2 separate regions of the Homo sapiens genome follow, and region 1 is linked to region 2. Evidence: read pairs that join two places in POLR2A ChIA-PET (ENCODE). Cell type or tissue: CD4-positive, alpha-beta T cell. All regions are shown on one strand.

The links. ChIA-PET counts read pairs that join two places held together with the same protein. Peaks named below come from ENCODE experiments on the same cell type or tissue, not always from the same donor. Only the 100,000 strongest peaks of a DNase experiment are listed, where the experiment ranks them.
Region 1: POLR2A ChIA-PET joins it to region 2 with 5 read pairs; 3 of 35 experiments call an interaction of 5 or more read pairs at or near these places.

Annotation. Positions count from the first base shown.
Region 1 is chr2:239,247,940-239,251,939 of GRCh38, reverse strand. The region is part of intron 2 of HDAC4 (histone deacetylase 4); the gene reads left to right. Among named protein-coding and RNA genes, the nearest start is that of MIR4269, 56 kb to the left of the region's middle. RefSeq lists an enhancer at 3,630-4,000. In CD4-positive, alpha-beta T cell, no CTCF peak of the experiment used is centred here; a DNase peak (open chromatin) is centred at 1,976.
Region 2 is chr2:239,368,021-239,372,020 of GRCh38, reverse strand. The region is part of intron 1 of HDAC4 (histone deacetylase 4); the gene reads left to right. Among named protein-coding and RNA genes, the nearest start is that of MIR2467, 18 kb to the right of the region's middle. RefSeq lists enhancers at 1,923-2,082, 2,103-2,422. In CD4-positive, alpha-beta T cell, no CTCF peak of the experiment used is centred here; DNase peaks (open chromatin) are centred at 1,999, 2,250 and 2,759; H3K4me3 peaks cover 1,088 bases; H3K27ac peaks cover 2,595 bases.

The DNA of each region.
Region 1 (4,000 bases), 120 kb after region 2:
ATTAAGTTAGTCTTGGTGTAGGGGAGGTTGTGATGTGTAGGGTATATTCATTCTGTGCATAACAGAAATGTAATAGTGATTTCTGCACATGGTACACCTGCTTCTTAGAGGATCCAGAAAAGCTGGTTTTGTTGGAGGGAGGAGTGTGCTGGAGTACTATTGAATTAAATAATAATGATGTGATTATCTTGAATGTACATTTGTACCATTGAATAATGAGCCTTGTGCAGTGGGAGAGCGTGTTCTAGAATACAAGGAGGTAGATTGGGGCATCTCAAGCAGGAGCTAGGACTGCAGGTACTGTGTGGTTACAGCTGGGGCCAGTGTGTGGAGAATGGAACTCTTTGTTTTTATTTTTTATTTTTATTTTTGGAGGCAGGTCTTGCTCTGTCACCCAGGCTGTAGTGCAGTGGTGTGATCTTGCTCGAGAGATCCTCGTGCCTCAGCCTCCCAAGTAGCTGGGACTACAGTCACACGCCACCACACCCAGCTGATTTTTTGTATTGTTGATAGGGACAGGGTCTCATTATGTTACTGAGGCTGGTCTTGAATTCCTGACCTCAAGCAATATTCCCGCCTCATTCCTCCCAAAGTGTTGGGATTACAGGCGTGAACCACTGTGCCTGGCTGGGAATGGAAATCTTTACCCAGATCACCCACGACGCTAGCTGTGGTGGCATCTGTGTGTCTCCCCCATCTTCACTTTTTAGAAATAAAATTTTGTTTGAAAACATTTTAGATATGAAAATAAAACTACGTGGTGTATATTATTCGGTAGTACCAAAATTAAGGAGAGTAAAACGTCTTGAAATCGTTTAAAGTTGAGGACATGGAAACCACTCATGTGGAAAGGCCCTTTCCACCCCACGTCATCCTCTAAGGGAGCTGACGGCGCCCACAGGGCCAGGTGCCAGCTGACGAGTCTCTTTCCAGACGTGCTGGCTGCACCGGTAAGTTGATGCAGGTCTCGAGGTGAACCAGGCGTGTGGCGGGGGCACGTGAACACACGTGGGCAGGTTCCCCGGGTCTGCAGAGGGGAGGATCCCGCCAAGGGTGAGGGAAAACCGCCCCCGAGTCCCATCTCTGGCAGCTCTTCTGCTGGGGAGGCCCATGAGCCAGTCCACTGTCGTGCCCCTTCGCTGTGGCCTCTGGCAGCGGGCTTCTGGCTGGAACACAGCAGTCCACAGTCAGGCCACTGAAAACCGTCCTTTCTGTCGAGGTCCCAGGGAGGAAGTGCCTCTTCTGGCCCCTTCTCCTTGGAGAGGCCAAGACGTTCCTCTAAAGGAGGCCCGATGCCTGTGTCACCACTGCCAGTGCACGCTGAACCCATAGCAGCTTCTGGATACTTCAGGAGAATGGCCTGCTGTGTGAACCAGTGCTTGATTTTGTACCCACTGTGTCTGCCCCAAGACAAGCTGCTGGAGGCTCCAGCCAGTGGCAGCCCCAGTGGCAGGAAGGCACGTGGAGCTGACTGCCTGGAGCTGGGCCGTGCGGGGCCCTGGACTATCTGAATCTCATGTCACATTTTCACAGCCTTCAATTCCTTGTTCTTCCCCACTGGTTCTGGCCAGGTGGCCCCGGGATCTCTGGGGAGCCACCTGCAGGGTTAGAGACCGGGTACTGAAGACACAGTGATGTTATCACCTGGACCTCTCCTCTCGGACCCCTGGGGGCCGACTCTGTGTCTTCATCAGCTGGGTTCTCAGCACCTAAGGTGATGTCTGGACCACACGTGTCTCCTGATAGTGCTTGTCAGAGTCATGGAATAAAAGCAGGGTGCTTTGTTTAACCAGAGGACATCCACGCATCCTCATAGGAGATGTGGAGCGGGGTATTCCCTGCAATTCCGATGGGAGAGGCCGCGGTGGCCATCACGGAGGATGCTGCGCTGGGCCTCCTTCCAGAGGCGGGAGGGCTGTGCACGGCCTCCTTCCAGAGGCGGGAGGCCCGGAAGCAGAGCTTCCCCTTGGATGACGCGTCACAGCAGGAAGGAGCACAGCTGTCGCGGGGTGAGAGACGGCAGAACCAGTGTGGAGCAGCCAGCTGACACATTAAACGAGTCTTCACTGCTTATGTATATTTTGTGCACATTCTTTCCTGACACAAGAGTTTTGAGTGCAGTGTGTGTCACTTAATATTCAGCTCCTTGTTTTTTTTTTTTCTTTAATAGCTCAGCTAAAGGAATGAATAAATATTTTAGAAGATTAGAGCCCCTCCCAGGATGGCGTGGTATTTGGATAGTGAGATTTCGGGTAGAGTAAAGGATGCTGCTGAAATACATGTTGTTGTAGAATATGGAGAACTTGAATTTTGAACCATTGACACAAATTCTGAACATTTTGGATTTTTTTTTTCCTGAGAAAGTCACAAAGTAATGATTCAAAGGAGGTTTAGACGTACTGTTTGCTCTTCAAAATGGTGATTGGCTCTCTTAAAATCAGCAGGTTCCATCAAATCTGCATTTTGGATTTCCGGCTTGCTTCTCCCCACTCAAGTCTCTCTGTCTTCCCTACCTGGGTGAGTGTGGCACACCCACGCCAAGTCCATCGCAGAGTCCTGATGGATCCCTTTCCCCATCTCTCCCAGCTCTCTCTCCGCCTCCCCCGCCTTCCGCAGCCCCTCCCCGCCCTGGGCGACACTCCGCATGGTGGCTGAAGTCGGAATGGAAGGTCCTTACCATGGCCTTCGGACCTGCAGCCGTGTCTCCTCTGTCTGCCCCGTGGGAACCCCCAGGCTTGTTCCCCTCCCAGGCCTTGCCCTTGCTGTTCCCTCCACCTCGTGTGTACCTCGTTGGGATCGTTGATCCCACATGTCCTTCAGGTGTCGGCTCAAATGCCACCACCTCACAGGGCCCTCTCAGGTCACTTTGTCTAAAAGAACAGTCCCTGCCGTGTTCCGCCTGCGTGATTGTTATTCCAGCACGTGATCCCACACGGTCTTCTAATTTACGTGTCATCACCTCTTCAGCAGTGGAAGTTTGGGGTGCAGGGACTTACAACACTGTGTCCCCAAAATTGTGGCCATCACTTAATCGCTAGTTCAGGAAAACTTGAATGAATGAGCCAGTGATGGGATGTTGACCTTGAGGCTTGAATGAGTCCGTGTGGAGAGGCAGAACAGCAGAGTGGGGGTCAGTTTGCTTTTGAAAGTTGGTCCCAACCTTGATCAGGATGGTCTTTATCATCTCCCTGGCTTCTTTAAAATGGGGACAATAACAGTATCTGTGCCAGTTATTTCTCTGGTGAGAACCATGAGTACTACTTCTGTGAATGAAACCCAGAGATAAGTGCCTGACCATCGTCAGCTCCTGCTAGGAGTTACTTAGCTGTTATTGTTTCTCATTTAGAATGTAAGCAGGATGTTATGTTTAGTTCTAGCAAGATATGGCAACAATAGTTTAGAAAATGAAATACATTTTCAGTGAATTGAGGCAAATATTGTCCTAAAAAGCGCTAGAGGTGGCCGGGCTCTGCAGCTCATGCCTGTAATCCCAGCACTTTGGGAGGTTGAGGCTGCGGATCATGAGGTCAGGAGATTGACACCATCCTGGCTAACACGGTGAAACCCCATCCCTACTAAAAATACAAAAAAATTAGCCAGGCGTGGTGGCCGGCGCCTGTAGTCCCAGCTATTCGGGAGGCTGAGGCAGGAGAATTGCTTGAACCCGGGAGGCGGAGGTTGCAGTGAGCCGAGATCACGCCACTGCACTTCAGCCTGGGTGACAGAGCGAGACTCCATCTCAAAAAAAAAAAAAAGTGCAAGAGGAGTAAGTCTTTCAACCCAAGGGGCGTGTTGGCTGAAGCACCTTGGAGCAGACTTTTGCTGGGTGAAGCCACCGGCCTGTCACTTGGGTAGCTGCTGGCAGGGTCAGCCTGACTCGCACAGAACATCACCGAGTGTTATGGGCGCTGGGGGAGCCCCAGCCTCACTCTCTCCCCATCTCACTGGCCACTGACCACAGATTGGTCACTTCCGAAATGCTGCCTTAAACTTGGCATCA
Region 2 (4,000 bases):
GCCCTGCCCTGGTCTGCTTTGCAGCTCTGCGGGTGCAGCTGCTCCCGTCCGCCAGCTGCTGGATGTTTGTGGGGCATTGTTGAAATCTCTGATGGATGCTGCCCCCTGCCCCTCCACGGGCTCTTCACTGTTTTGGGTCCATGCCTGTGCTATCACTTGATTCCGATTTAACAATACAGGTGAATGAGGCAGGGCCGGATGCGCAGGCCCAGATCCTCATCTTTGTGCAAAAGCTTTGAGGGACCACAGGTAAAGGCCCGGGCCACGCCGACAGAGGCTCCAGTCTCCATCCTGCTTGTGCGGCCATGCCTGAGCCAGGTCCCCTGTGCTGTTGCCACACACGTGTGTGTGTGAGTGAGTCCGTGCGTATGTGTGTTTGAGGTTATATGAGTGTATTTGTGAGTGTGAATGTGTGAGCATGAGTGTTTGTGAATGTCTGTGGGTGTGTTACACTGTGAGCATGAGTGCATGTTTGCATGAATGTGATCGGGTGTGTTTAAGGTTATGTGTGTGAGCATGCATGTTTGTGTGTTTGTGTTAGTGTGTGTGAGTGCCTGGGTGTGAGTGTGCAAGTGTGATTGAATGTGTGAGTTTGAGGTTGTGTAAGTGCATGCTTGTGTTTGTATTAGTGTATAAGTGTTAGTATATGAGCGCATGGGTTTGAGTGTGCGTGTTTGAGTGTGTTCATGATTGTGAGTTTGTGGTTATGTGAGAGTGTGTGTGAGTGTATAAGGATGTGTGTATGTGATTGAGTGTGTGAGTTTGAGGTCATGTGTGAGTGACACACGTGTTTATATGTTGGACTCCTTGTTGGAGCCTGGCCTGAGTGGACGGGGCCGTGGTGCAGGCCAGAACAGGTGTCTGCACAGACAAGGTGGCCTGAGGCGCAGGGTTCCTGCCTGGACAAAGGTGGACTCTGTCCTGGGTGATTCCCTGTCCCAGCTGGGGCCTGCCCTGTGGCTGCCAGGAGCTGAGGAGTGACTGACTCTGGGGGCGACAGGCTGTGGGAAGCCCTGTGGTGTGGACAGCAGCTGCACATCAGTGGCTCCAAAGGGCAGAGGGTTAGAGCAATTGCCCTAGATGGCAGCTGTCATCGACTATCCAACTAGGAGATGAGGGGCATGTTGGTCCTTCACCTTTATGACTCATTTAGCTGTCTGTAATTCATCCCAGGAACGTTCTTAAAGTAATCATCATCATTTTGAAAAGACCCAGCATGATGCGGGGATGAGCTGTGAAGACAGGTTTTCAAGCCCAAGTCCAGTGGGTGCTCAACCAGCTCCTCTGCTCGGCTCCTCCAGGCGCCGCAGGGCTGCAGGTGCACCAGCCTTTCCACCAGGTGCCTGGCCAGCACAAGAGTCCTGCTCTCCCGGAGGCCGCTGTGCAGGATCAGCTCTGCACTATCTGTTGCCGTTAACCATACAGTGCATGACCTCCTGAAAAACACCAGACATGCTTCACAGGCCCCAGGGCTGGCAAGGCAGGGAGCAGGGAGGCCTGGATTCAGGGGGGCGCTGCAGGGAGTCCAGAGTGCCCGTGCTGACTGGGTTTGGTCTGTCTCTGGGCAAATCCAGTTTTACAAGTCTGCTAAGTAGCAGTCTTTAAAACTGCATCTTGATTGGTGTGGCACCTGTCTCCTGCCTGCGAGAACCATACCTGCTTTTACTCTACCCTTTAACAGGAGAGCCCCGAGCCATGTCTTTCAGTGGGATCGAGGGAGTTGGAACATTTCAGAGCTGTGGGGTGCCTCCCTCAGCGCAGCATTTTGGACCTCTAGCACCACTCTCTGACGGTTGTTGGTGGCCCATGGCTAAGGGTTGCATGGTTGTCTTTGCATTTTTAAACTCTGTTTTGACCCCGCAGAGCCCCTTGGGAAAAGTCGGGATGCTACCCTCACTGACCTGCCAGTCCCGGGGACACAGGGCAGACGGCCTGCCGTCCTGTACAGGGCCCCGTGCATCTGGGCGTGCTTTTCTCTGCCTCATGAAGTGTGTCGCCAGCCACGCTGCAATCATCTGTTCTTTAAGAGAAAGAAAAGTGGAGATGACAGGATGTGGCGGTCCTATGATTCTCTCCGCCCACCAGGGAGGAATGGGAAGTTCCCATCAGGGCATGACGCCACTTTCAGTACAAGCCTTCAGGCATCTGTGCCACTTCCTTTCATGCACCCTGCACTGTCCTCAGCTCCTTTAAGCTCTTCATTTCCGTTGTTTTCTATGAAAGGTGGCTACGATTCTGTGTGTTCTGCTTGAGAGAAGGTGGCCCAGGCCTGCTGAGACGTCATGGGCCGTGTCATCCAGCAACCTGGCTTCCGAGGCGCTGTGTTGAACACTTCTTGACTTCATGAGTTTATAAGTACTTCATGCCCAGCTACACCGTGTACGCGGAAATGAGAGCAGGGCTTGACCCGTCTCTTGATTATCTGCAGCAGTTTTAATTTATTTTAAAATAGAAATAGCTTTGCTTTTTACATTAAAATAAAAATGCTTTTTGTAAACAATTGCAACAATAAATAAACTTAGAAAGTAGGAGTTTAACGAACCTCTGAGTTTCGCTCACATGCTTGGGAAACCAACCGGGTTAGCGGGACTGTAGCTTGGAGACATTGCAGCCCAAGCGGCTGTCTCTGGGGAGCCCTGTGGCTCCCGGGCTGCCCACCCCCCGCCGGGCAGTCGGCTTGCTGCCACCAGCAGGTGTGAGCTCCAACCGTAGACATGCTCTTGGTCCAGACGTCCATTTATTGGGACCCAAAACTCAGAACTGTGGGCAGTTCAGACCTGGAAAGATGAAAGGGGACCGTCGGGGAATGGGCCGTGCTGCTGTCTTCCTTCCCGCTTGTTGGCATCTGTCCAAGCCTTCCCTCCTTTCTTGGAGACTGTCACCAGAGAGGGCCTGTCTGTGTCTTGTCAAACAGAGAGGATTCCTCCCTGCCGGCGAGCCTGTCCACTGCCTGTGTGTGCAGGTCCTTTGTCACCTTCCTGCAGCTTCCCTGGGGTCACCAGGGGAGTGGTGTGTCACCCGTGGGGTTGGCATTCACCTCCCCCCAGGTGAGGGCTCTCTGACGGCTGTGAATAATCACAGCAGCAGGTACCAGGATTGTCTGCGGGTTCCCATCTGCAGGGCAGCCTCAGCTGTCGATGCCGACATCGATAGTTTTGAGTAGAGTTGGGGAGGAACTTGGGCTATCACCTGGAATCAAAGCACCTTTATTTACTGCTTTGGTCCGAAAGAACGCAACACTTAGGAGGGTCCACTCCAGCAGTGATAAGCACCTCACCTGCAGAACAGGGAGGGCTGCCTGCCCAGGTCTCCCACCTCACCTGGGCAGGAGAGGCACCTGCAGCTTGAGACAGGCATGGAGAGGACGGTCCTGACCACTGAGGAGTGTCTGTGTCTGGAGGAAACAGCCTGTGCCCCTCTCCTCAGGACGGAGGCCCTTCACTTGTACCCCCCTGTTATCCCCCAATGGAGAAGGAAGTGGGTGGGCGGCTGGGACACGTCAGTTTCCAGTTTTTCTTGCTTGGCACCCTGTCAATCTTGAGTTTGTTTCAAGAAGCTGTTCTGCTGCCTTGATGAGACCCCCTCCACGTGAAGAAAGGTGAAATGCAGCAGCGCCAGCCACGCAAGATGGTACTGTGCTTTGGACGGTGCATTTCAGGGTCTTCTCATCGCCCCCTTTGCTAGTCCCTGAATTCCTCACAGCCAAGTTCCTGTGTCTCTGCGGGCCCCACATCCCTCACATCTGACATTCAGGGCCCTCCTGTGTCTCCGAAGGAAGAGGGTTGGAACACACCTGCAGAGCCACGGTTCTCAAACTCCGGAGCCCTTCACACTCCTGCAAATTAGCATGGACTCCAAAGAGCTTTAGCTTCAATGATTGAGATGCACAGGCTGACTGTCGTTCTGACGTGCTTGGGACCAGAAGTGTTCAGGCTCTCAGAGTTTTTGGATTTTGAAGTATTTGCGTATACATAATGAGATATCTTGGGGATGGGACCTG